3 separate regions of the Mus musculus genome follow, and regions 2 and 3 are each linked to region 1. The links are chromatin loops, found by intact Hi-C in ENCODE. Cell type or tissue: heart. All regions are shown on one strand.

Region 1 (8,000 bases):
GACTGTGAACTCGTAAGAGGCAGGAGCCTGAAAAACTTGTAGCTGCCTCCTAGTGACCCTGCAGCTGCCCCTGCCCCTTACCCTGTTGTTATTCCTCATTGGTTGGTCTGGTCTCTGTGACTGTGGATTGACAAAGAAAGGAATTAAAACTGGGGTTACTTTGTGGCTGGGGGGTGAAGCACTTGCCTAGCAGCCGTGAGGCCCTGGGTTCAATCTCCAGCACCACCAACAAGCAAGCAGAGAACAGAGCCGTTGGCTTCTGCTCTTGGACTTTGGAAATTAGGGAAGAGGTAGTCAGGCAAAAGAGGGGGGGGGCATGAAGGGCTAGGCTGTTGGTCAGGGGCCCCCCAAGGAGCCAGGAAACCTTGTCCGCTACAGGCAGCCTGGGTAAACCCTGGACCCTGTGGCCTCCAGTGGTTCCCAGAACCCTGACAAATTGTCCTTGTCTTCCGGGACTCTTGGTTCTGGGCACCTTGTCCTGTCCTGTCCCCTGCAGCTCTCCACACAGTGCTTGGCAAGAACGGCCCAGACACACTGGAGAAAAGCTGGCAGCGTGGAACAGCATGCTAATGTGGAGCGTCCGTCCCTCGTCTTAACTCAGGCCTCAGTTCAGCCGGCTACCTCCAAGTCTGTCAGCAGACTTGTAGAAAGGCCCAGTGGAGGGCCTGTGGAGAAGAATTGGGGGGGGGGGGGTTTCCAATCAAGCCTCTCAGGCCACTGACAGGGACGGAACATTCCTCACCATGGCTGGGGGAAGAGGACAGGACTAAGCTGGGGAAGGGCCCCAACTACACATATCCTAAGGAATAAAGGGACTGCTTGTGGCTTCTCTGTTGTGTGTGAGGTGGGAAGGGCAGCCTCAAGGTCTGATAGTACAGGGCCCAACTGCACAGAATACACAGGGATACCCTCTGCTTGCTGCCAAATGTGTCCACCCCTGGGGAGTGGTGCTTAGCTGGCCAGCCTTGCTTTCTTCTTGGTGCTCCAAGGTGATTCTTGTTTTGCCTGGTGACTTTTCGACTCTTCATCATCTCCCCCCCCCACCCCCGTTCCCAGGCTTAAAGACCTAAAAGGTCACCTTGCCCAGCTCCCTGCATTTCTCAAATCTTCCCACTACACAGCCATGGGAAACTCTCAAAAACACACTTGGATCTCAAAAACCTTCCACAGCTCCTCACTGCCCTCTGGAGAATGTTTGAACCCCTTAGGTGAGCCTCCCTGGGCCAGGCTTAGGTGATGGGGTCCTGTGATTGTTTACTCTTATCTCTATGCTCACCCCACATTCCACATGGTGGTAGCCTGAGCTCTCTATTGCGCTACAGAGTACACTAAAGGGTGCCCCCTCATCAGACTGGAGGCTCTTGGAGGGCAAGGGTGAGCAAATCTTTGCTGGTTTTGCTTTATTTAGTACAGCCTCATGTCAGTAGGATGGCTAGGGAAGTGGAGCGTGGTGTGGGAATCTCACACCTGTAATCTATAGAGTGTGTGCTTTCGGGAGAGGCCAGTGAGCCAGTGTGGAGAGAAGCTTACAGGGGTGTGGGGGTGTGGGGGTGTGGGGGAGTTAATGGAGTGCAAATGGAGAGAGGGGGAGGGGGATGGAGAGGGAGGGGGAGAGAGAGAGAGAGAGAGAGAGAGAGAGAGAGAGAGAGAGAGAGAGGTGTCAGGGACAGAAAAAGATAGAAAGATGGAAGGGATCAGAGAGAGGGACACACACATACACAGAGAGAGAGGGAGGGAGTGGGAGTGGGAGTGGGAGAGGGAGAGGGAGAGGGAGAGGGAGAGGGAGAGGGAGAGGGAGAGGGAGAGGGAGAGGGAGAGGGAGAGGGAGAGGGAGAGGGAGAGGGAGCCAGAGCTTTGTATCCCCTGGCTGCCCTAGGCTCTCTGGACAGCATGATATGTCAGTGCCCCCAGGCTTTTCCCCCAGGGCTCATGAGGTCACAGATTAGAGTTGGAATTTCCAGGCTGTATCCTCTGTGCGGTACTTCTGGCAAGCTTCCCCCAATGGCAGGGGACTTCTTGGGGACACCTGCCTGATGGAGTGTGGAACAATTGCCCCCTTACCATGAGCATTTCTATACAGATTTGCTCTCTGGCTCCACAGCTCCTCATGGGTGGTGGCCCTCTTCCTAAGTCCCTCCCATAGCACCTTAGAGGAATATGAGGGCCTGGGAGACCCAATGGGGCTCTGAAGTGAGTCACTGAGAAAGAAGGTATGTCTTCAACTTCTTTTCCTTTGGGAGGAGAGCTAAGTCCAGGTGGGGTGTCCAGCGACCTCAATATCTGTTCAAATGCAAGTCTCACCCAAGGGCCAGAAAGTGGGCAGGAGGTTCCTTTGTCCTACCTGCCCTGGAGAGATCTGCCCAAGCTCTTCCACATGTGTCGCTAAACCCTCGCTCTCATTAGAATTGTTCAGAGTGGCTTCAGTGGCCTTGGACATGGTGGCTCAACTCATAGAAAGGGGACAGTACTAGGCTTTGGTGACCGCTGTTCTAGTCCCAGCTTTGCCATCAGATGGCTTTGAATAAGATGCTCATTTTCTTGGACTCTCCATTTTTAATCAGTGAGACTGGGGCAAAGCCTGACAGTTCGCTCCTTTACTAACTTGTTGTTGGGAAGAACCTAAGATACAGGACAGTTCCAGCCCTAGTACCTGGTGCTGTCCTTCTGGAACTTCCCAGTGGCCCTTAGTGAGCCATGCCAAGTGACCACACACTGACAGCTGGAAACGGGAGCAGCAGTTAGCTTCCTCGGGCCAAGATTACAAGGCTTCCTTTGGAGTCTCCTGGCGATGATGCTATTCTCGCTTCTTTCTATTTAGGGTGGCCACCTTGGTTCAAGACTGCATCATTACTAAGTAGTCCAAGGCCAGCATCTATATGTCTGTCTGTTCCAGCCTCACATAGCCTTCTCTCTAGATAAGCAGTTCCTAAGTATTGGGTCACAGCCTCTTTGAGGGAGGACAGGGGGCGAACAACCCTTCACAGTGATCACCTAAGACCACTGGAAAACAGATCTTTACATTACTATTCCTAACTGTAGCAAAATGACAGTTATGAAGTAGCAATGAAAACAGTTCTGTGGTGTGTGTAGGGGTCATCACAACACAAGGGTGACAGATTAGGAAGGTTGGGGAGCACTGATCTAGATACAAGGGGCACAAGGGGATCAGAGATGGTTGTACCACAGCCAAGGTCAGAGACAGGATCACCCCTGGAGTCCTAACCCAGTCTGCAAGTCAGACCTGCATGGAATCTCTGGTCTATTCTGCCAGAGCCTGCTGGGCCTGGCCTGCCTCCCCAGTCTGCTGTGGCCTCCTTGGGAGAGCCCTCTGGAGCCAGCCTGTGGCCATGCCTGGCTTGACGCCAGCCAGTCAAGCCAGGACTTGAAGATCAGGCTGGACTGTGGTGTCTAAATAAAGGGCGTCCTCGGGATTAGAGCAGAGGTCAGGAGAGGACATGGCTGCAGCTGACCAGCCCGACAGGGTGGCCTTAGTGGCCCATCAGTACACAAACCAGCTCCACCCTCCAGCTCTCTGCCAGCAGGGCTATGAGGGATCTTCAGGGCTGGGGTCAGCCTGGGGTCAATGCCGACATAAAACCCAGCTGACTAGAGCCAGACCACCTACATATTTAAACAGATCTTCGAGAATGAAGGGGCTGTATCCACCCTTGCAGATGGAGAATGAATGGCAAGCTGGGAACTAGAACTTTCTTTGCTTTGAGATTTTTTTTTTCCCTTTTAGGAACTGATACCTTGAAAGGATCTTTCTGTGTTTTCCCTTCTCACTCTGCTGGAAGAAATGGTAGAACCCATATCCTGTTTGGTTCTGGGGGAAAAGGTAAAACTTGTGCACGCGCGCGCGCGCGCGCGTGCGCGCGCGTGTGCGTGTGCGTGTGTGTGTGTGTGTGTGTGTGTGTGTGTGCGCGCATATACTGGGGGCAAGGAACAGAGACATGTCATTTTAAAAATCCAGATGAACGAAAAGAACCTGACCCTGCTCACTTCATATTCCCTATTTTATCCACAGAAAAAGGGAGTCAAAAGGAGCAAGGCAGGAACATGGGAAACACGGCCATGGCTGAAGTCTTATCTGGGTTAAAAACCCCGGGAGTGCTCCGCTTTAATTTTTTGGTATAGCAGGATCAAGGAATTGATTCATTCTGGCTGCGCTTCCTGTCATTGTTTCTGCTAGCCGTGTTTGATCTGTGATTCACGTGTAGATCTGCTAGCCATGCTCTGAAAGAAATAATATATTCTGCATTGCACTGGGTCAGGCTCAACCATGGACCTCCTTTTGCTGGGATGATTTCAAAGACACAATGCGCTTGCGCGTGCGCGCACACACACACACACACACACACACACACACACACACACACACGAGAGAGAGAGAGAGAGAGAGAGAGAGAGAGAGAGAGAGAGAGAGAGAGAGATGCTGGCTTATGCACACAGTGTTTGTGTAAAGGATTAAAAGAATGAAAGGCCAGAATGTAAGCACAGTTCCAAGGCATGGAGTGGCTATGGCTGTGGCCCTCACCCACTGACCTAGGCCAGCCATGTCTCCTTTGAGTCAGGTATGTGTGCACCCCACCCCTGCAGGCAGGGGCCATGCTAGCTCTTTGATGGGTGAGGCTATTATTAGTAACAATGGTTTCCAGCGAAAGAGCAATTTTCCCCAATGCAGTAGTCGTCCTCTTCCTTCGCGTCCCAAGCCGAACAGAGACAAAAATGACATTAAGCAGTGCAGGCGCCCGAAGAGATGAAATACTCCACACCTCCCAGCTTAAATTGGACTGGGCGTTTACTGGCATTTTAAGGGCCAGAGGGAAGTTGAAGCAACTGCAGGGGTAACACACACGTGAAAAATGGAAGGCCAGACAGCCTGGGTAAATAAGAGACATGCCTGGAGTTTTAGCGCAGGGTCATAAAAGTTGACAGGAGCCGTTTGGACTGGAAATGGCTGGGTGGGTATCACTGCCAGGTTTTGGCAAGCGCCTGGTTGTTGAATACTACAAAACTGAATAGATTAGAAGAAAAGGAGGAGGAGGAGGAGGAGGAGGAGGAGGAGGAGGAGGAGGAGGAGGAGGAGGAGGAGAGACAGAGACCCAAGGCTATCAAAGAAAAAAAAGCAACAGGAAACCACCCACGCAGAGTCCACCCACTCCCTCCCTCACTCCTTGCCCCCTCCCTTTGTTTAGATAAGGTGTCTGCTACAGTTGCTGGCCAGCAGCCAGCTTTCTGTCTTCAAACTTGGGACTTTGGTGCCACACAGGAGACAAGACTCTCTGATGCTGCCTGCCTGAGTGTCAGCAGCACCCTGAGGGTCCCTGTGGCTTTGTGTTCCCGGAACGATGATTTGTTTGACAACTGGCTTTCCTTCCAGACTGATCTTCCAGCCTGGCACTAGGTGTGAGTCCTTTGAGGCCCGGCAGGGCTGTGGAGAGAAGGAGGAGGCACCTTGGGCCACCAGGTTGGGCCACTCTCTAATTATGATGGCCTCATAAAGGAAGTCCAGAGCCAAAGGGTGAGGAAGGTTTTTGGTCTCAGGCAGGAACGAAAGTGTTACAGATCATGAGGGATGAAGAAGTTAAGTGCTGGCCAAGCAAGCCCAATAAAGTGGATTTATTCTGTGCCACACAAAAGATTTTTAATAAGCATGGAGAAAGGTGCCCTAGCCCCCCACACTGGCCACCACGTTTCAGATGTCCTGTGGGAGCCAAAAACAACACTCAGGAGCCTGGAAGACTGGGAGGAGGCCTTGGCTTTGTTTTGTAGTTCTCCTGGGGTCAGAGAGGGCTTCTCTGGTGAGTGACAGCCCAAGGTGGTTCACGTGCTGGTGGGACAGCAGTAAACAACCCTTTTGGATACGTTGCTCAAGGATAACTGGGTGTGACACTTACCTTGGGCTCCTTTCTGGCTTTCTCTAAGAATCTAGAACCTTACATTAGTTTGACAATTAGCCTTTGGGCTCCTAAAAGCTTATGGGGGAAAGCCAGAAAGATTTATTTTACCTGTGGCACTTGGAATCAGTATGTAGGGGCCTTTCTTCTGTGAGGACTACTCTGTGGCTCACAGAGCTTTCGAAAACAGTTGGTCTACCCTGCTTGATCTCACAGTTTCCTATTCTCTTTCCTCTATAGGTGATCTTGGAGAGCTGAGGCGTGCTGGCCCACCCAGGACAGGAAGGGCACCATTCTAGGACATCAAGGAGGACACTAGCCTGCTTGTCATAGTGTTAGGATTTGACTGGTTGTGTTAAAGGTAAGGTGGTAGGCAGAGAATTGAGTGGCTTTTAGCCAGTGCCGTACAGTGTGACAATACTGGCTGTGGCCTCGGCTTCGTCTTTCCATGACATCTGTGTGTGATACATTTGCTAAGAGCTCCAACAAAGATGACCCAGAGGATGGGGCGGGTTTTCCCCTCTCAGAGAAGGAGATACGCCCCAGTGCCAGTGACTGCTGGTATTCACTTAGCCAGTGAGCTTTGCACTTTGTTGATTCAAACTGTAAAGTCAGGCTGGAGGAGACTGAGCTACACCATACAGAAAATTGTGTTTCTAAGCCAGCTCTTGTCTGTTGCTTCTAAGTATCATGTTTTGAGAGCTAGCTTTCCAGCCCAGGCTGGCCTCAAACTTGCTATTCTCCTGCCTCAGCCTCCCCAGTGCTGGGAGTAGAGGCATGAACACCAGACCAAGTTTTTTTTTGCAAAGGTTTTCTCTTATTCCTACCTCCCCCTAGACCTGGTTTTAAATGGACGCAGGTGGAACACATGGTAAGGTGGCATGAAGAAAGAGAAGAAAGTAAGGTGAGGGGGAGGAGGGTGTACAGGTCTCATTACACATTGATCGTGGCTGGACAGTTGCTCTTTCCAACTTGGAATCCTGGGGACTCCTCCTCTGGAACTGTGTCATGGGAAGGTGGGAGGATAGAGAGGTGAAGAAAGGTTTCGAAGGAGGTAGAAAACTCTCACAGAGCTCTTGGCTTGTAACTTGTTTCTGGAAAGATTAAAAAAAAACATCGTGATTATGTCAATAAAAGGAAACAGACAAACAAAGCTATGACACCTTGCTTGTGCAGAAATGACTTGACTTAGGCGACCTTAGGTTTCAGGAACAACAAAGAAGAGTCAAAGTATGTTTGGCATTTCCTGCTTTGGAGTTCACTCTTTCGCTGGTCACCTAAGTGCTTAGATACCTTTTCAACTGAACCTTTTTACTCATTGTTTGTACCCTTCCTTCGTTCTTTTCTGTCTGTCTCTCATGGGCACATGTGCATGAAGGTGTGTGCGCGTGTGGGCACATGTACACGCCACATGCACGTGGAGGCTGGAAGATGACATCTCTCATCTTCTGCCTCCCTCCTTCTTAGTTTTTGAGACAATGAATGCAGAGCTCACTGGTTGGCTAAGTTGGGGGATAACAGGCTTCTAAGATCTTCCGAGGTTCCCCAGCCCCCAGATCTGGGATTACAGACAAGTACCACCATGCCTGGCTTTAATGTAAGTTCTGGAGATCTGAATTCAGGTCCATATGCTCATGGGACAGGCACTTTTTCTGGCTGAGCCATCTCCACTGCCCTGCGCCCTCTTTATTTTGATTTTACACACTCTTATAATATACTAGGGGATTCTACAATTTCTTCTGTCTCTGCTTTTGTTTCCATTTGGATTTCTGGCTTGGATCAGAACTAGAAAGGAAGAGGAACAAGCTTGGGGAAAGTTAAAGAATTCAGATTTGGGCATAGACTAGCAGGCTTCTGAGATAGCAGCACAGCAGGGACTGTGGAGCAAAAGACGAATAAATAGGAGCAAACTGAATAAGAAAAAAAAGAAATAAAAAAGAAAGGAAAGGCCATGACTGCTCCTAGGTATGGTGGAGAAAGTTTATTATAAGTATAAGGGAGAGCATAGCCAGAGGCAGACACATCTGGGAGAGTCCAGAGTGGTCATGACCCTGAACCATGTGGGGAGAGTGGGAGGGGAAGGGAGAGAGGGAAGCCAAA
Region 2 (8,000 bases), 58 kb before region 1:
GAGCAGTGCAGATCCTTGGCAATTCCAAAGCCAGCAGTGGCAGCCTAGCAGGCAGGAGGGGTTATCAGTTTGAGGTTAGTGTAGTCTGCATGGTCAGGCCTGTCTCAAAACAAAAACTAAACAGCAAAATCGCCACTGCAACAATGACTGACCTGTGGCTAGTGACAGAGCATGTGCTCTGGGCTCCATCCTCAGCACCAGAAAAAAAAATATCAGTACATTGTGGGAAGACTCCTCTGTCTCTGTCTCTCTGTCTCTGTCTCTGTCTGTCTCTTACTCTTTCTTCTTCAATCAACCCTCTTCTCACCCTCCCTGTCCTCTCTCGGATCCTTATCAGCTCTTCCCAGGATCCTTGGGGTGGGGAACAGAACCTTCAGGAAGCATGCTTCAGGGAACTCTGCTGCGCAGGGGAAGTGCCTTTTTCCTGTTCAGTTCCTCCAGGAAGGCCTTTGATGAGGTCTTGACCTTGGGATAGCTTTCCTTTTCTAAGGCATGGTGTCAGTTCTAGACCCAGGACCAGCCTTCCGGGGCCAGCCTATTTGGACACCTGCATGTGCCACAGAAAGAGGGAAGTTTGCCAGCCTGGCTCCATTGTAATAAGGGCCCAGGTCCACGGGTAAAGAACACGTGGAGCCCCTGCTGGGGTGGCCCCATGACTAGCTCTTCCTTGCAGCCTGCCACTTCTTGTTCACATGAACATAGTGTCACCAGAGTTGGCCTTGCCAACCTGCAGTCAGGGGCTGATTCCTGTCTGTTAAAGCCCATCAGACCCCCCTGATAAATGCTTTGGTGGTGAGTAGGCTCTGGGAAGGGGAGGCCTCTGGGAACGGAGAGGCCTATGGCTTGGGAGTCCTAGGGAGGCACATAGATTTAGCTTTGTTAAGAAAACCTCCAAGAGTGTTAAGGTTGAAGGAGATCATTTGACAAAGAAACACAAGGGACAGACAAAAGGCCCTGCCACCAGGGCCAGTGGGCCTGGGGTGGAGACCTAGAGTGAGTCAGTCACCCCTGCTGGCCCCAGACGTGACCCATCCAGAAGGAACACCTTTCCACTTTTGGGATAGGAATCATTTGGAAATTTGCTGTGATTATGCCAGAAACAAATGCAGTAAAATTAATGCATAAAAAAATACTGAAAGGAAATGCTGAGCTGTTGGCTCTTAGAAAAACCTATAGCAGGCAATTATAGACAATTTACATTTTTTATACCTTTTTTGATGTGTAATTTTTCAAAATTTCTACAGTGGCTACAAGCTATTGTTAAAAGGCTCAGGAGGGGGGGAGAAAGTGACACAGAAAAGAATAGCAAGAATGGTACAATCACATTTTTGAGAAATAATTGTTCTATAATGCACTGCACTATATATTCAATAGAATTTCAGTTTCATAAAACAAAAAGTTTATAGGGAAAGACTGAAGGACATAAAATTGTTATCAGTGTTTATCTCTGGATGTGTGATTCATTTAATTTTCTTTCTATCCTTTTGGAAGGAACATATTACTTTTTGAAATTACGAAAAGGCAATTGAAAAAATGGATATATTTCCATTTGTACAAGGTGTTGATTGACAGCAGGACCATAGGGATGGAGTAAATCAGTTCCTTGTTTGGCCTAGCAGAGCTGAGGAAACAGTCAATAGGCTGTGAGTGCATGAACTCTCTACCTGCCTTGGGGCTGTGGCACCGGGGAGTCAGGCTCTTAGCCTAAAGTCTCACTATGAGGAGATGTCCAGAGACACCACCTTTAAATTGGATTTGGGAGGATGAGACAGGTTTCACTAGATAAAGAAGGTCTGGTGGGAGGTGGGGCAAGGGCAGCTGGAGGGTGGGAACCTGGAAATGAGGGCCACACAGGCAAACTTGGCTTCCAGAGCAATGCAGTAAATGCTATTTGCCACGCCACACCTCTCTGGATAGGGTTGTCACAGGCTCCTTTTCCTGCTGCCTCCTGACATGCCATTGATACCAAAGCCCCATTACTGCAATGCCTAATGTTCCTGCCCTTCCTGGGGTCCTCAGATCCACACCTAAGCGCAACAATCTGTACATATGAAGGTACGTGAGTATTACTGTTTGTATGTATAAATATAATCGTTCCCCATGTCTGTAAGGTTGCTTTATTGAGTAAAACATTCCATTAGTGAGCTTTTTCAAATTCCTAGTTTGTAAAGGGTTTGATTTATCAATTGTATCCATTGCTGAAACCTGGGACTGTGCACACACTACCAAGGCAAGCACTCTACCACAGCTATACTTCTAGCAATGCCTGGGACCTTGTAAGACCTGAACCTTCAGCCTGGGCTCATATAGGGAGTTTGAGGCAAGCCTGGGTTCCATAATGAGCCTTTGTCTTCAAAAGCAACCAGCTAACCAACTAGACAACCAAACAACCAAATAACGAGGCTGTCAAGGTGGCTCAACAGATAAAGACACCTGCCACTAAACTTAATAACCTGAGTTCAATCAAGTTATCACATAGTGGAAGAAGATGGCCAACTCCCATAAGTTGTCCTCTGATTTCCACACATGCTCTGTGGTATGTGAGTGCCCACACTGGTATAGACACATATATCCCCCCAAAATAAACATAATAAGAATTTTGTGTAGAATGGATTTTGAGGACTAGAGATGTAGCTTAGTGGTATAGTACTTTGTAGTATGCTCAAGACTGTGCTCCCAGATCCTTAGGAAAAATAAACATTCTTAAAAATCAGTCTTTTGGCTGGACATGTTGGGTAGCCCCCATATGCTGGGAGGGTTGCTGGCTTCCAGTTAAGGTCTATCCGGTTCTTGGGGAAGGGCAGCCAATTCTCTAAACAAACCCTCTCTCTTTCTATCACAACTCCACATCTTTTCATGTCCCTAGTTAGCCCTTGTAGATTTGTGGTAGAGCCCCTGAGCTTTGGGGCCAAGTTCCCCAATGTCCTTTGCAGCATCCTGAAGTTTTGTTGGTGACCATGTTTGAAGGAAAAGCTGACGTGGGATGGTTTGAAGGCATTCAGGCTATTCTGTCTACCTGTTCATTCCTACTGATGAAGGGAAATCTTAGGGCAGGGTTTAGACCTGGAGCCATCTCAGTGACCCAGAGAGGATGGGGAGGTATGGCTTTATCCAAAATTGGTTCCAGGAAACATTTATTAAATTCTTGAGCCTGCATATACTGTGGATGGCTGCACTATCTTCTACTTGCCTCTTTCTATTATGCAGAATGCATAATCGACTCCAGACTCCCTTGCAGCTATAGTACCCATGTGACCAAGACTGCTTAATTATATATAAGTGAAAGAAGCTGGAAGACAGTAGTGATTTATTTTATTGTTATTACTGTTTGTGTGGTATTAGAGATTGAACCAAGAGATTCACACATGCTATATATAGAAGGACTTTACTGCTCAATTGTACTTATAGTCTTACAGTGGGTCTTTGAGAAAGCTTTTGCTAAATGGCCACCTCAGCTGACATGCCACTTTAATCTTTTCTCCTCCTTCTCTCCATTTTCCTGTATTGAACTTGGACTTCATACCTGGAGGTGCAGCAGCTATTCCTTGAAGATGAGAATAAAAGCTACATAGTGAGGATGCTAGAAGAAGAAGAAGAGAAACAATCTGATCGGTGATGTTGTAGGGCTGTTGTAACTAGTCTTAGAAAACCTCCCTTTGTAAGTAGCAAACAGTTCCCTAACTTGTTGAAGCCATATTTCTTTCTTTTCTTTTTCTGTCTGTAAGTGAGGAAATGCTAATACAAATGTAGCACATGATTTTATTCTTAGGACAACTCAACAGGCTAAAGATTGCATTTGTGTTTCACAGACAAGGCATCTCTTAGACTGGGAAGGCTCCAACAAGCCAAGCCAGACAGCTGGACAGTTGCACAGTTAGAAAAGAGATGTAGGACTGCCTGGTGTCAAAACCCTCTAGACTCTTTCTGACTTGTCCCTTTCATATGGGAGAGAATTTACCATGTCTGCTCTGTGGAGAAGCCAGTCTGTTAGACAGAATGTAGATGGTAGCCAGGAGATACAAGCAACAGGGTTCTTGTTTTATTTTGTTTGAGACAGATTCTTACTTGGTAGCACAGGCTGGCCTGGAATTCACTATGTAGCCTGTGCTTGGCTTCAATTTTAAGCGATCTTCCTGCCCCAGCCTCCCTGGTGCCAGGATTCCAAGTGTGCACCCTTAAATCTGACTGCCTTTTCCTTGTGACAATGAGTTTTTTCAAGATGACCACAGATGTGCTCTCTGTCATGGGCTAAACTATGTCCACCCCACATTCTTCTAACTTCTAGGGCCTTCAAATGTCACCTTATTTGGAGACAGGGTCATTCCAGAGGTCATCCAATTCAAACAAGGTCGTTAGCTTGGGCCCTAGTCCAATACAGCTGGCTGGCCTTGGCAGTGTCCTTAGAAGGAGGGGCACAGAGGGAGGAAGGAGTGGTGAGTCACAAATGGGGAAGTTTGGATCTCTATGGATACCTTGATCTTGGACTTCCAGCTGCCAGAGTTGGGGTGGGGTGAGGAGCTCTCTAATGCTTGCCTTGCCTGTGGGAGCTCTGGAATAAACCCAGGGATTCTTCCTCGTTGTTTGATTGAGGGTGGCTCATAGGTGCTGGGATTACAGATATGCACCACCATACTCCTCTGTTACTACAGTGCATGGGATGGATTGTAGGGTGCCTGCCACATGCTAGGTAAGCACTCTACCAAATTGAGCTACATTTTTTACCCCTCAGGACCTTTCAAACCTTTTTAAAATGATGGTTCTCAGACACTTTAACCTCCCTTTTAGACCACCACCCACCAGAGGTAGTGGAAAAGAAAGGATACGAGGGAAGTGAGCCTGTTTAGAAATGATTCTTTGGAGTATCCTGTCTGTGTTGTCTGAAAATTGACAGTTCAGTTCCCAGGTTAGCAGCAGCAGCTCTATTTACTCACAAACACTTCACAGATACACCAGCAGTCCAGTTCGGTAGAGTCAGGATAGCAAGCATGAATCAGCAGCAATGGCACTACGTAGCAGAGACAGCCAGGCCTCAGCCTTGGTATAAATCAGCAGGAGGGACCAGGAGGAAAGTCAGGCTGTGCCTCTCTTAGTGAAGTGCAGATCAGCAAAGATGAGAGACCCACAAACATTGCGCAGCTTGCTCTATAAGCAAGCCAAGCTCAGCCTCCATCACTGTCTGTGGATGCTCTCTCCCCAACAGGTCTTGCCTCAGCACCTGAGTCTGACTCTGCTGCCATCACTCTGCCAATCAGCTTGAGTCTACAGAAATGGCAAGAAACTGCAGCACACCACCAGAAGTTTTTTGGTGCATTCCTCTCTGTGGAGTCCTGACAAATGTAGCTTAATTATGCAGTGTAAGGTGGACCAACACATGAGTGTTGTTAGTGAAGAATCCTTTATCACACACCCTGTCACTTCTGTCTGCTTCAGCTAAACAAACGTTCTTTCACGAGTCTGCCTTAGCCTTTCACCTGTGTCCACTTCAGGAAAACACTCCTTCACATTTGGCCCCAGCAAAACACTATCCAACACCACTGACTTTCCAAAGAATGCTTAGAAGTGGAAGGTTTCCACTTCACCTTTCTGTATCAGATAGAATTATTTTCAACTGCTGTTTAATAGCAAATCTGAGCCTGACATAAGCAAGAAGGGATGACCGAGCTGATCACTGTCAGCAGTAGGAACAGGAACGCTGCCTCCCGCATGAAGAGTGGAAGGAAGGAGAGAAACCATTCCCATAAAGCCTTTGTGGCAGCTTATGGTTTGAGTCTAATATGTTCTTCACAGGCCCCTGTGTTTGGTCCATAGCTGGTAATGCAGTTTGGGGGAAGCTATGGAACCTTTGAGACATTGGTCTTGGCTAGTACACATAGACCATGGGGATGGACTAGTCCCATACCTGCTTCCTGATCCACCAAGATGTGAAACAGCCATAACCTCCCACTGCCAGCAATAGGATGACAACAGCATCCATGTCTTCCATGTCACCATGGACTGATAACCCATCAAACCATGAACCAGAACAAATCCATCTTCCCTTACATTGTTCCTGTCAGGTTCTGTGATAGTGATAAAAAACTAACTAATAACTAACTAATATAGGCATTGATCCATTCATGATAGTGTCACCTCATGGCTGAGAGATTCTTCTTAATGTTGTTCTAATGACAATCATGGTTTACTTTCCTCTCTCTCTCTCTCTTTCCTCTCTCTCTCTCTCTCTCTCTCTCTCTCTCTCTCTCTCTCTCTCATATGCATGTGTCTGAGCGTATGAGTTCAGGCATACATATGCTGTAGCATGCATTTGGGGATTAAAGGACAATCTTAGGGTGTCAGTCCTAGCCTTCTACCTTGTTTGTGACAAGGTTACTTGGTCACTTCAGGCTAGCTGGCCTTCTTTTAGTAAGGAGAATCTGAACTTGGCTCTCCACATTTGCATGGTAAATGTTTTGCCCACTGAGCTATCTCCTCAGTCCCTTCAGTTCATTTTTCTTCATTTTTCCTTCTTCTTCTTCTTCTTCTTCTTCTTCTTCTTCTTCTTCTTCTTCTTCTTCTTCTTCTTCTTCTTCTTCTTCTTCTTCTTCTTCTTCTTCTCTTTCATTGCTAGACATCATGGCATAAGCCTTTAATCCTAGCACTTGGAAGGTCGAGGCAGGTGGATCTCTATGAGTTCTTTGACAGCCTGGTGTACAGAGTGAGTTCTAGGGCAGCCAGAGCTACATAATAGAGAGAACTCATCTCAAAAAAAATTTACTTTTTACATTTCTTTTTTTTTATTTTCCTGTGCATGCCTGTGTGCACCTAGAGGTTAGAGGATACATTGAAGAAGGTAATTTTCTTCTGCCTTGTGGGTTCTAGGAATCAAACTCAGGTCATCAAAGTTGGTGACAAGTGCATTTATGTGCTGAGGCATCCTGCCAATCCCTTCTTTTGGCTTTTTCTCTTCTCCATCCTTTTCATGGTGCCAGAGATCCAGGTGGCACTGGCAACACGCAGCCCTTCTTCTCATTCTTGGTCCTCCTTAGGTTGAACACAGTCTTCTACCCTGGATCCACTGGGGCAACTGGAGAGCAACTTCCTGGCCCCCTGAGAGCTGGCTCCAACTGAGCTCTCTTCTCAGTTTCCTGGCAAGGGAGGGTGTCGAAAGAGGCTTCTTGGCAATAACCCTTCATATTATTAACCCAAATGAGTATCCCCAGGTGAATGAAGTTTGGTATATGAGGCTTACTGCAAAACCTCATGAGAGATGGGGGAAGGGATTAGCCCTGGCTGGCTGGCTGTTGAAGCTGGTGATAGTGTCACAGCTTTCTCTCTGCAATTCTCTGGGCTTTCACACGTCTGAACTTCTCCATACTAAAGTGCTTTAAAAGACACCTCCCAATAAAACCATACTCTTTACCTCCCTCTATTTCCCTTTTCTGTTGGTCTTCTGAAATCCACTTTGTCAGGCACACTGCATCCCAAAGACTTTAAAAGCAATATCTTCTAACCATAATGTTAGGTTAACACAAGATTATTAGCAACCCATACCAGATGTGAAAGCAGTAATCTTGCTTTGCCACTTACTGTAGTGACTTAATGATCGTATATTTTATCCTGAAGCATGGAAAATGAATATGGAAAGCATATACTCTAACACAAAAGCTATTATTTTTTAACATTCAACTTTATATAGTGTATGAAAGTGTTGACTTTCATATGGTAAGCAGGGAGACTAAATTGTATTGTTTTAAAGGAACAGCTCTAAAGCCCAAGGTGGCACCTTTTGTGCCAGGTTGAATATATACGGGCTGGCTCCTGAGTAATGAGAAGTTAAGGTGACCAGGGAAGAGGAACTAGTAGTATTTATGCAATAATAAGATCTCAATGCCTGGTTTGGGATGGACCCTTTCCGAAAGAGTCACCAGTTCAAACATTGCTCCTGATTCAATGTTCTCCAGTTTCAACATGGCCACCAGTCCCAACATTTCTATCATGACTGCCAATTGGAGCCGCTGAGC
Region 3 (8,000 bases), 54 kb after region 1:
TCCCCCTACAAGGGAAAGTAGAAATAATAGAAAATTTTAAAACTTATGTGTTTTTATCTGTGTATCTCTGGGTGGGTATGTGCACATGAGTACAAGTCCCCAAAGAAGCCAGAAGGGGACATCAGGTCCCCTGGAGTTGGAATTCCAGGCAGTTGTAAGCTGCCCAATGCGGGTGCTGGGAACTGAAGTCACAGACTCCAACTCTTCAAAATAGTTTGGTAAAAATAATACTTTCTAAACGAAGTCTTAGTATGTAGTCAGGGTGGCTTCAAATTTGCCATCCTCCTGCCTTAGTCTCCAGTTCCTACGTACTGGAATTGTAGATATATACTACCATGCCTGGCTTGGACCTTTGCTCTTTTTAAAGTTTTTGAACATTTTTTGTATTTATGCTGCATTCTTTGACAATAGTGTATACTTGTATAATGTACTTTGATTGTTCCAAATGCTACCTTCTACCACTCTTATTCCTCACTCCCTCTAAAACCCCCATCCCCTTTTGAGACAATGTTCTACACTGGAATCTGAGGCTTGCCCATTAGGCTAGGTTGGCTGACCAGTCAGCCTCAGGGACCTGACTGTCTCTGCCTCTGCACACTAGAACTACAAGCTGTACGTAGAAGAGCATACTACGATGCCTGGCTTTTTATGTAGGTACTGAGTGAACCATCTTCCCAGTCCGTGGACTCTAGTTCTTGGATGGGATGGGCCATGTTGGCTCACACCTATGATCTCAGCACTTGGGAGACTAAGAAATGAAGATCACTGTAAGCTTGAAGCCAGCCTGGGCTATAGAATATGACCTTGTCTGGGGAAAAAAAAACCCTAACATCAGAATGTAAGAAAGGCACGTGCTATGGAAGATCTTACAACCATCTTGCAAAATATTATCTGCTTTTTTTTGTTTTCCTTCTTAAATCTTAAATTTTATTTATTCATTCATTTCATTCATTTATTTTTAAAATCTCACTTATCCCAGGGTGGATGGAAACTTATATGTAGCTGACAATGACCTTGAATTTCTGATTCTCCCGACTTCATCTCCCTAGTTCTATGTTTACAGATGTGCACCGTCATACCCAGTTTCTGCAGTGCTGGGGATAGAACCCAGCACTTTCTAGGTGTATGCTAGGCAGGCATTCTGTTGATTGAGAAACATCATGAGCTCCAATTAATTTAATTGATTGTTGTTGTGTATGTGTGTGCATGTGTATGGTGTTTGTGTGTGTTTGTGAGTGTTGGCACATTTGGCAGTCAGAGGACAGTTTGACCGTTTTGAGAGACAGTTCTATCTTTCTACTGTGACTTGTTGTGCTATCTTGCTCATTGCCTATCCCCACCCCACCCCATCCCCCTTTTTAAAGTCATAGACAGGTCCCAACTGGTCATAAATTAAGCCCTAATTCATTCTGGAGACACGTTCCTTGGTGAAAACATACTAAGTGAACAGAGCCTTGTTTAAGAGCTTTTATTCTGGTTCCATCAGTTTTCCTGCTAAACCAGGCACACTGCTCCATGGAAGACAGCAGCTATCAGCAGAAGCCTTTGGTCTGAAGGAGTATTGCCTTCAGCTTTTGCACGTACACATGCAGGAGGCTCTGAGCGCAGCAATGGGATTCTGAGCTTTATCAGGTGCAGAAGTCTGGCTTGGCCTTAATTTGTTTTTTTTTTCCTTGTTATGGGTTCAATTGTGCCCCCCTCCTCCAATACATTGTGCAAAATTGTGAGGTAGTGGGTGCATGCATGTACACATATTCAAAGTGACCAAGAGCCATTATAGGTTTCAGCTCATCCACACAAGGATGTCCCAGTAGAAAAGAAGTCTGTAACCCTTCTTTCCTGGGCTTTTCCTATGTGATGGAGAGTTTCCCACACCAGTAGGAAGCTATCAGTGGTAAGAACTATTGTAGGCTGGAGAGATGGCTCAGCAGTTAAGAGCAGTGCTCTTTCAGAGGTCCAGAGTTCGATCCCCAGCAACCACATGGTGGCTCACAACCATCTCTACTGAGTCTGATGCCCTCTTCAGGTGTGTCTGAAGACAGCACCAGTGTACTCATGTGCATAAGTTTAAGAAGCTTGGACGAAGAGACATCATAATCAGAGGTTGGACCATGGCTCAATGAGTAAAGTGCTTGCTATGCAAGTGTGAAAACCTGAGTTCAGAGCGCTGGAGCCTGTGTAAAGTTAGATGTGCTAACACAGCTGTAAAGCCAGCACTCCCAAGCAGAAATGGGAGGAGGCAGATGCGGGAGACTTTCTGGGAGCTCACTGGCCCACTTAGCCTTGGCGACATGCCAGCAAACAGCAAGAGACCCTGCCTCAAACAAGGTAGAAAGTGAGAAGGATCTACATATGAGGTAGTCCTGCACACTCCTACACATACACACACACACACACACACACACACATACACACACATACACACACATACACACACACACACATACACACACATACACACACACATACACACACACACACATACACACACACACACATACACACACACACACACATACACACACACATACACACACACACACATACACACACACAGACACACACACTTTTTCAAAAAGAAGTGCTCAGCCAGGCATGTGGCGGATGCCATTAATTCCAGCACTTTGGAGGCAGAGGCAGGCATGAGTTCGAGGCCAGCCTGGTCTACAGAGAGAATTCCAGGACAGCCAGGGCTATGCAGAAACATCCTGTCTTACAACCCCTCTCCCAGAAAAAAAGGAGGGACCATAGCCCTCCTCAAGCCAAGGAGAAACGCCTCAGAAGGAGCTGACCCTTGACCTGTTCAGAACCATGAGAAAGTAAATACGGGGTGTCTAAGGTCCTCGGCTGGCTGGCAGTACTCTTCTTTCTTGTGGTGCTGGGGATTGGGCCCAGGGGCTCACAAATGCTCAGCAAGTGCTCTACCCTTGAGCTACACCTGCAGCCCTCCTTCTCCTTCGTGAGACAGGGTCTTGTCTTTACCTTGCTCTATAGGGCAGGCAGGCTTGGCCCTCCAGTCCTCCATCCTCCGCTTCCTGCATGGGCCCAGTTAGTCTGTGATGTTTTGTTGTGTGAACCTGAGCAAACAGAGACAATTGTCCCCAAATCTCCTTTATAGACGTCCCAAAAGGCATGACTGAGGGTGGGCACACTTGCTTAGAATGCTTCTGTCTAGGGGTAGCTTCATCTGCAAACACAGAATGCTGCTTTGATGAGACTAAATGCAGGTCATTCAGGGGGTCCTGGCCTGGCCACTGAGGGCTGACCTCAGAATAGATCCAGATGTCAACCAGCTTGAGAGAAAAGAAGACTGAGGTAAGGAGCACCAAGACAGGCCCTGCTGGCCTAGGAGCACTGTGGACACCCCTGTGTATCCCAGGCCTGTCATCTAAGGTGCACAGTTATCTCTGAGGACTTCCTCCTCCTGTGCTGTTTCCACTGCACAGGGATCCAGGCCCTCTTGGTCCCATGCATTTTTTATTTTGCTATATTCTTTCCATTGTTCTGATGTGAATAATTTAAAGTGATACAAAAGGGGACCTATTAACTCCCGGACCCCACCCCCACCCCCGGAGCCCATCTCTTTCCTGTTGTGCCCTGTTGTGCCTGCAACACCCTCTTGAACCTTTTCCTCAGGTCAACACATGCACATGCAAACTCGTTCCTCCTCCCTGCTCAGGTCTCAGTGGACAGCGGATGTGACATTTTTGTGTCTGACTCTCTCAAGCCTCTCTCATCGCCTTTCGCTCCTTGCATTCTCTGAGGTAGTACATGTGAGGAAAGAGCTGTTTCAATTTGAGAAGTAGCTTGATCTCTCTCTCTCTCTCTCTCTCTCTCTCTCTCTCTCTCTCTCATCACACATGGTGTGGCACTCCCTCGGGGGCTACCCAGGGAAAAGGGAAGAAACAGTTGCAGACAAGATTTGTCCCTTTGCTCTCGATGAAGGCATGCAGGGTGAGTTTTGGAGTCATAGCCACTTAGGGGATTTTGTGTGTAGCCTGGATCTTCCAGGCGAAGGCAGAGCTGCAGCTGGCTGCTGGCATTGTCTGCAAAGCAGCCTTGAACCAGGAAGCAGGCTGGACTCATCAGGAGAAGGCATAGCCAGGATTTCCTGAAGGTTCTGGCCTCGAGCCTGTAACCCAGCACTGTCCAATAGAAATAGAACTTGAACAGCATTCAAAAGAAAACAGGCGAGGGTAATTTGAATAATATATTTTATTTATTACCATTTATCCAAAATATTACCATCTCAGTATGTAATGTAGGCAAAAAAGATATTAATGAGGTGTTCCACATTATTTTCTTGAAACTGAGCCTTAGAAATCCCCCTGCGTCTTTCACACTTAACAGCAAATCTCAATTTAGAACTGACCACATCTAAGCAAGCTCAATAGCCACATACAGCTGGTGGCAAGCATACAGTGATAGTCTAGCCTAACCAAGCCTGGAGGCCGCACTCCAGCCTGCTGCTTAATCAGTGGCATGCAAATGCCCGCTTCCAGTACACTTGAGGAGCTGGAGAGGGGCCCCGCGAAGAGCGCACAAAATCAGCCTCCCTGCGTTACTATTGCTAGCACTGTTCATCCTTAATGCGCTGGCAGAGCTGGAGTCCAGCCCTGTTGCCAGTGGCTTCCAGTTCACACACAGGGCTCTGCTGGGAAATTGTTGACCCACATTCTCTTTTCGGGGAGCTAAGTATATAGTCTCCAAGTGATCTGGCCCTGTCCCCCAGCTGGGGCCTCACCTCCTAGGTATGTGTTTCTCCCCCTTGCCTTAGGTCCCAGCACCCCTCTGGCCTGTCCCTTCTATATATAGCTCTCTGTGGTGACAGCTGGCCCTGGGATGACTCATCAGCCACCGTGGGTGTCTCCGGACGGAACCCTGAACATTTATTCATAGGGTGTTTTAGCAGCTTCTGGTCTCTTCCTATCAAGTCCTGTCTTGGGGAATTGTCCTTAAAAAAAAAAACAAAAACAAAAACGTGGAGATTGAGGATTTGATTAACAAGTAGGCCTCTAGCTGCAGCTCTCTGGGGGCTGTGCAGGCTTGACTTGGAGAAGTCTGTCAATGGTAAGGAATCAATCCCCTCTCGGATGTCTTGGATAGGAGCATTTCTCGCCTTTGTTCTGAATGCCTAACTAGCCCTGGACTGCCTTGGCAGTGGGGCCCAGGAGATTCCAGCTCCTTTCTGAAGTTTCTAGGGCTTCTCACAGGACTGCTGGTAAAGCCTATCTCTTGTTAGTGGGCCATCAAGGCAGTTGGCAATACTGGGCCAAGGAAGGCAGTTTGGCTCACCTGAGTGCCACCCTGGGCAAGTCCTTTCCCGTAGCTGAGCTTCTGATTTCTCTTTTGCATGACCACTGACCACTGTACCACTGTACCACTGTGAGGGGCCTCCTGTGACAACTGTCATTACTGTCCAGCCAGACCTATTACTTCTGTTTCCCCCAAAACAAACCAAAGTGAGGATTTGTAGGGGAATCCAGACACACTATAAGGGCAGAGCAGAAGTAGGGTGAGAAGGGGAGAGAGCCAACCAATTGTAAAGTTCTCTACAAAGTGCCTTACTCAATTTGGGCTACTACAGCCAAAAACCATAGGCATGGTAGCCGACAAGACATTGAAGTAGTCCTCACAGTTTTAGAGGTTGGGGGTCAGTTCTGGGGAGACTCCTTTCTAGGGTGTTCCTCCTTGCACCCTTGTATGTGTAAAGAGGGAGGAACTCTGAGGTCTCTTTGGCCAAGGTACTAGACACATTGGGCAGGGTTCTACCACCCTCACCAGAGTGCATCATCTCCCAAAGGTCTCATCACCTTAAGAGTTGAGATTTCCCTTCATGAATTTAGAGGACAGACCATTCCTTTTGTAACAAGAGACTCACCCTAGCTTCAGCCCATAGTGAGTTCTGGAGGGGGAAGTTACACGACTCATCTGTCTTAAATGTTGGAATGAATCAGGCCTTTCTGGCAATCAGGAACCCTACTGTTGAGTTACTTCCCATGTGTGTGTGGGGGGGTATGTGTGTTGTGGTGTGTGTGTATGTGTGTGTGTGTGTGTGTATGTGTATGGTGTGTGTGTGTGTTGTGTGTTGTGTGTTTGTGTGTGTGGTGTGTATGGTGTGGGTGTGTGTTGTGTGTTTGTGTGTGTGTGTGTGTATGGTGTGTGTGTGTGTTTGTGTGTGTGTGTGTGTGTGTGTGTGTGTGTGTGTGTGTATTTGAGATAAGGTCTCACTATGTAGCTTTGGCTGGCCTGGGACTCACTATGTGGACCAAGCTGACCTGGAATTTAGAGATCTATCTACCTCTGCCTCCAGAGTGCTGCTTTTAGAGGCCAGCACCACCACACCCACTGTGTGAGAGGGTTTTGTTCTCAGCTGTCCGGTAGCTTTCTTCCTTTCGCCCACCTCTTTGCCCCAACTTTGTAGGGTCTCATCTTCAGGTCATCCCACCACCAGGGCTTCTCAGACCTGTCTCTAGCTGCAAGCCTTGTGGTTTTTCACCTCAGTTTTCAGCTTCTAACTCCCGTCCTCCAGCCTTGGTTTTCCTTCTGTGCCCCTCGGGACTTGAAGTAACTTGACCAGAGGGCTGCTGGGTACGTGGCTGTACACAACCCTTAACTCCTGTCCCCTTTTATCACTCACTACTGTGACCAAGCCCAGGTAGAGGGGGCATGCAATACTGAGTCTACCAAGGCACCATCGTCCCTGAGTTTTCCATCCACTAGTGCAGATGAATTCATTTTCCATTCTCAGGAATTCACAGTTTGAATGATTCCCCCGCTGGAGTCATCTTGCTGCAGCTGGGATTCTGTTTATCGCAGGCTGAGGAATTTGCTTTTCCACCCCAGTAGAATTCTCTCCCCACGCCTTCCTCCTCTCGTGTCCCCTCCCTTTCTTCCCCTCCTCCCTAGTTCCTCTCATTTTCCTTTCTTTTCTAGCACTTCTTGGCTCCCCTTCCACTTAATTCCTCCCTGATTTTCCACTTCCCTCCTCTGCTCCTCTCCATTCTTCCTCCACACCCCCTTTTTGGTGTTCTTAGGGTGACAGTGACCCAGGACAGAGCCAGAGCTGTTACGCTGTGTGAGAGAACACTCCAGAGCCTGCAGGCAAACCCACGCCTGAGGTGAGCAGCCACAGCAGGGAGACAGTTGACAAGTGTCCAGGGACTGTGTTCCTGATTCAGTCACTACAGAGCCCTATTATTTCTAACTTAAAAAAAAAATAAACCAACGTTACTTGATGCAAGGCACCACATGCACTTGATATTTGGTCACAGTGGAATTGAAGAAGGATGCTTTTAAGAGTGTCATTAAGACCAACACTATTTGAGAATTTTACGGAAATTCCATTGAGTTCTTTGAAAAGAAGAGTGCTACCTTGCCTTCCCAACAATGCTTTTTCTTCCTGTTGTTCCCTTATTTCTCCCATCACGGCTCTGGCTTATTAGCGTTTTCACTGCATCAACCACAGTGTACCCGTGATCCTGGGACTTTCGAGCCTGTGGCATCTAGCCATGTGAGTCTGCTCTTGGAATCTTGGGTTATAGTCAGCCAGCCTTGGAGCAGGAGGAATCCAAGTGTCAGTTTCCCATCTTCTACCTCCGACTAATTTTTCCTATGGGGTGTCTGCACTGGGAACAAAGATCCCCTGGCCCAGGATTGTGTAGTGATGGCTAAAAGTCACACCAGTCGAGACCATGCCAAAGAAATGAGGTCAGAGCTTTGGTCTGTTCACTTGATACCACAGGGGATGATGACTTTCTGGGCACAGACAGTCCTACCTTGGTTGTCTACCCATAAGCAATGTTGCCCTGTTTTCCATTTGTCACAAAATGTAGGGGAGAGGATGGCAGGTGGTCCATGGTGACTGGTAATCACTGTAAACTCACTGGAAGGAGAAATCTAGAAACACTAAGGTAATTGCGTGACGTGCTGACATCTTGGTGAGGTTTGTTGAGAATCTGCTGACTTAGTTAGGGTTTACATTGCTGTGAAGAGACACC

What was found. Hi-C counts contacts between places; a loop is a spot of excess contacts. Peaks named below come from ENCODE experiments on the same cell type or tissue, not always from the same donor. Only the 100,000 strongest peaks of a DNase experiment are listed, where the experiment ranks them.
Region 2: it touches region 1 in a loop (2.0-fold over the local background); 2 of 42 quality-filtered maps call a loop at or near these places.
Region 3: a loop joins it to region 1, with 2.6 times the contacts of the local background. A loop is called at or near these places in 2 of 42 quality-filtered maps.

Annotation. Positions count from the first base shown.
Region 1 is chrX:11,891,007-11,899,006 of GRCm38, reverse strand. It overlaps Gm52427 (a long non-coding RNA gene), which reads left to right and starts at 3,752. Exons shown (of 3, transcript XR_003953078.1): 1 at 3,752-3,838; 2 at 6,141-6,261. In heart, no CTCF peak of the experiment used is centred here; a DNase peak (open chromatin) is centred at 3,406; H3K27ac peaks cover 1,865 bases; H3K27me3 peaks cover 2,924 bases.
Region 2 is chrX:11,948,808-11,956,807 of GRCm38, reverse strand. No RefSeq gene overlaps it. Among named protein-coding and RNA genes, the nearest start is that of Gm34301, 49 kb to the left of the region's middle. In heart, no CTCF peak of the experiment used is centred here; DNase peaks (open chromatin) are centred at 437 and 4,417; H3K27me3 peaks cover 724 bases.
Region 3 is chrX:11,836,575-11,844,574 of GRCm38, reverse strand. No RefSeq gene overlaps it. Among named protein-coding and RNA genes, the nearest start is that of Gm26314, 9.9 kb to the left of the region's middle. In heart, no CTCF peak of the experiment used is centred here; DNase peaks (open chromatin) are centred at 4,064 and 4,824; H3K27ac peaks cover 3,481 bases; H3K27me3 peaks cover 1,127 bases.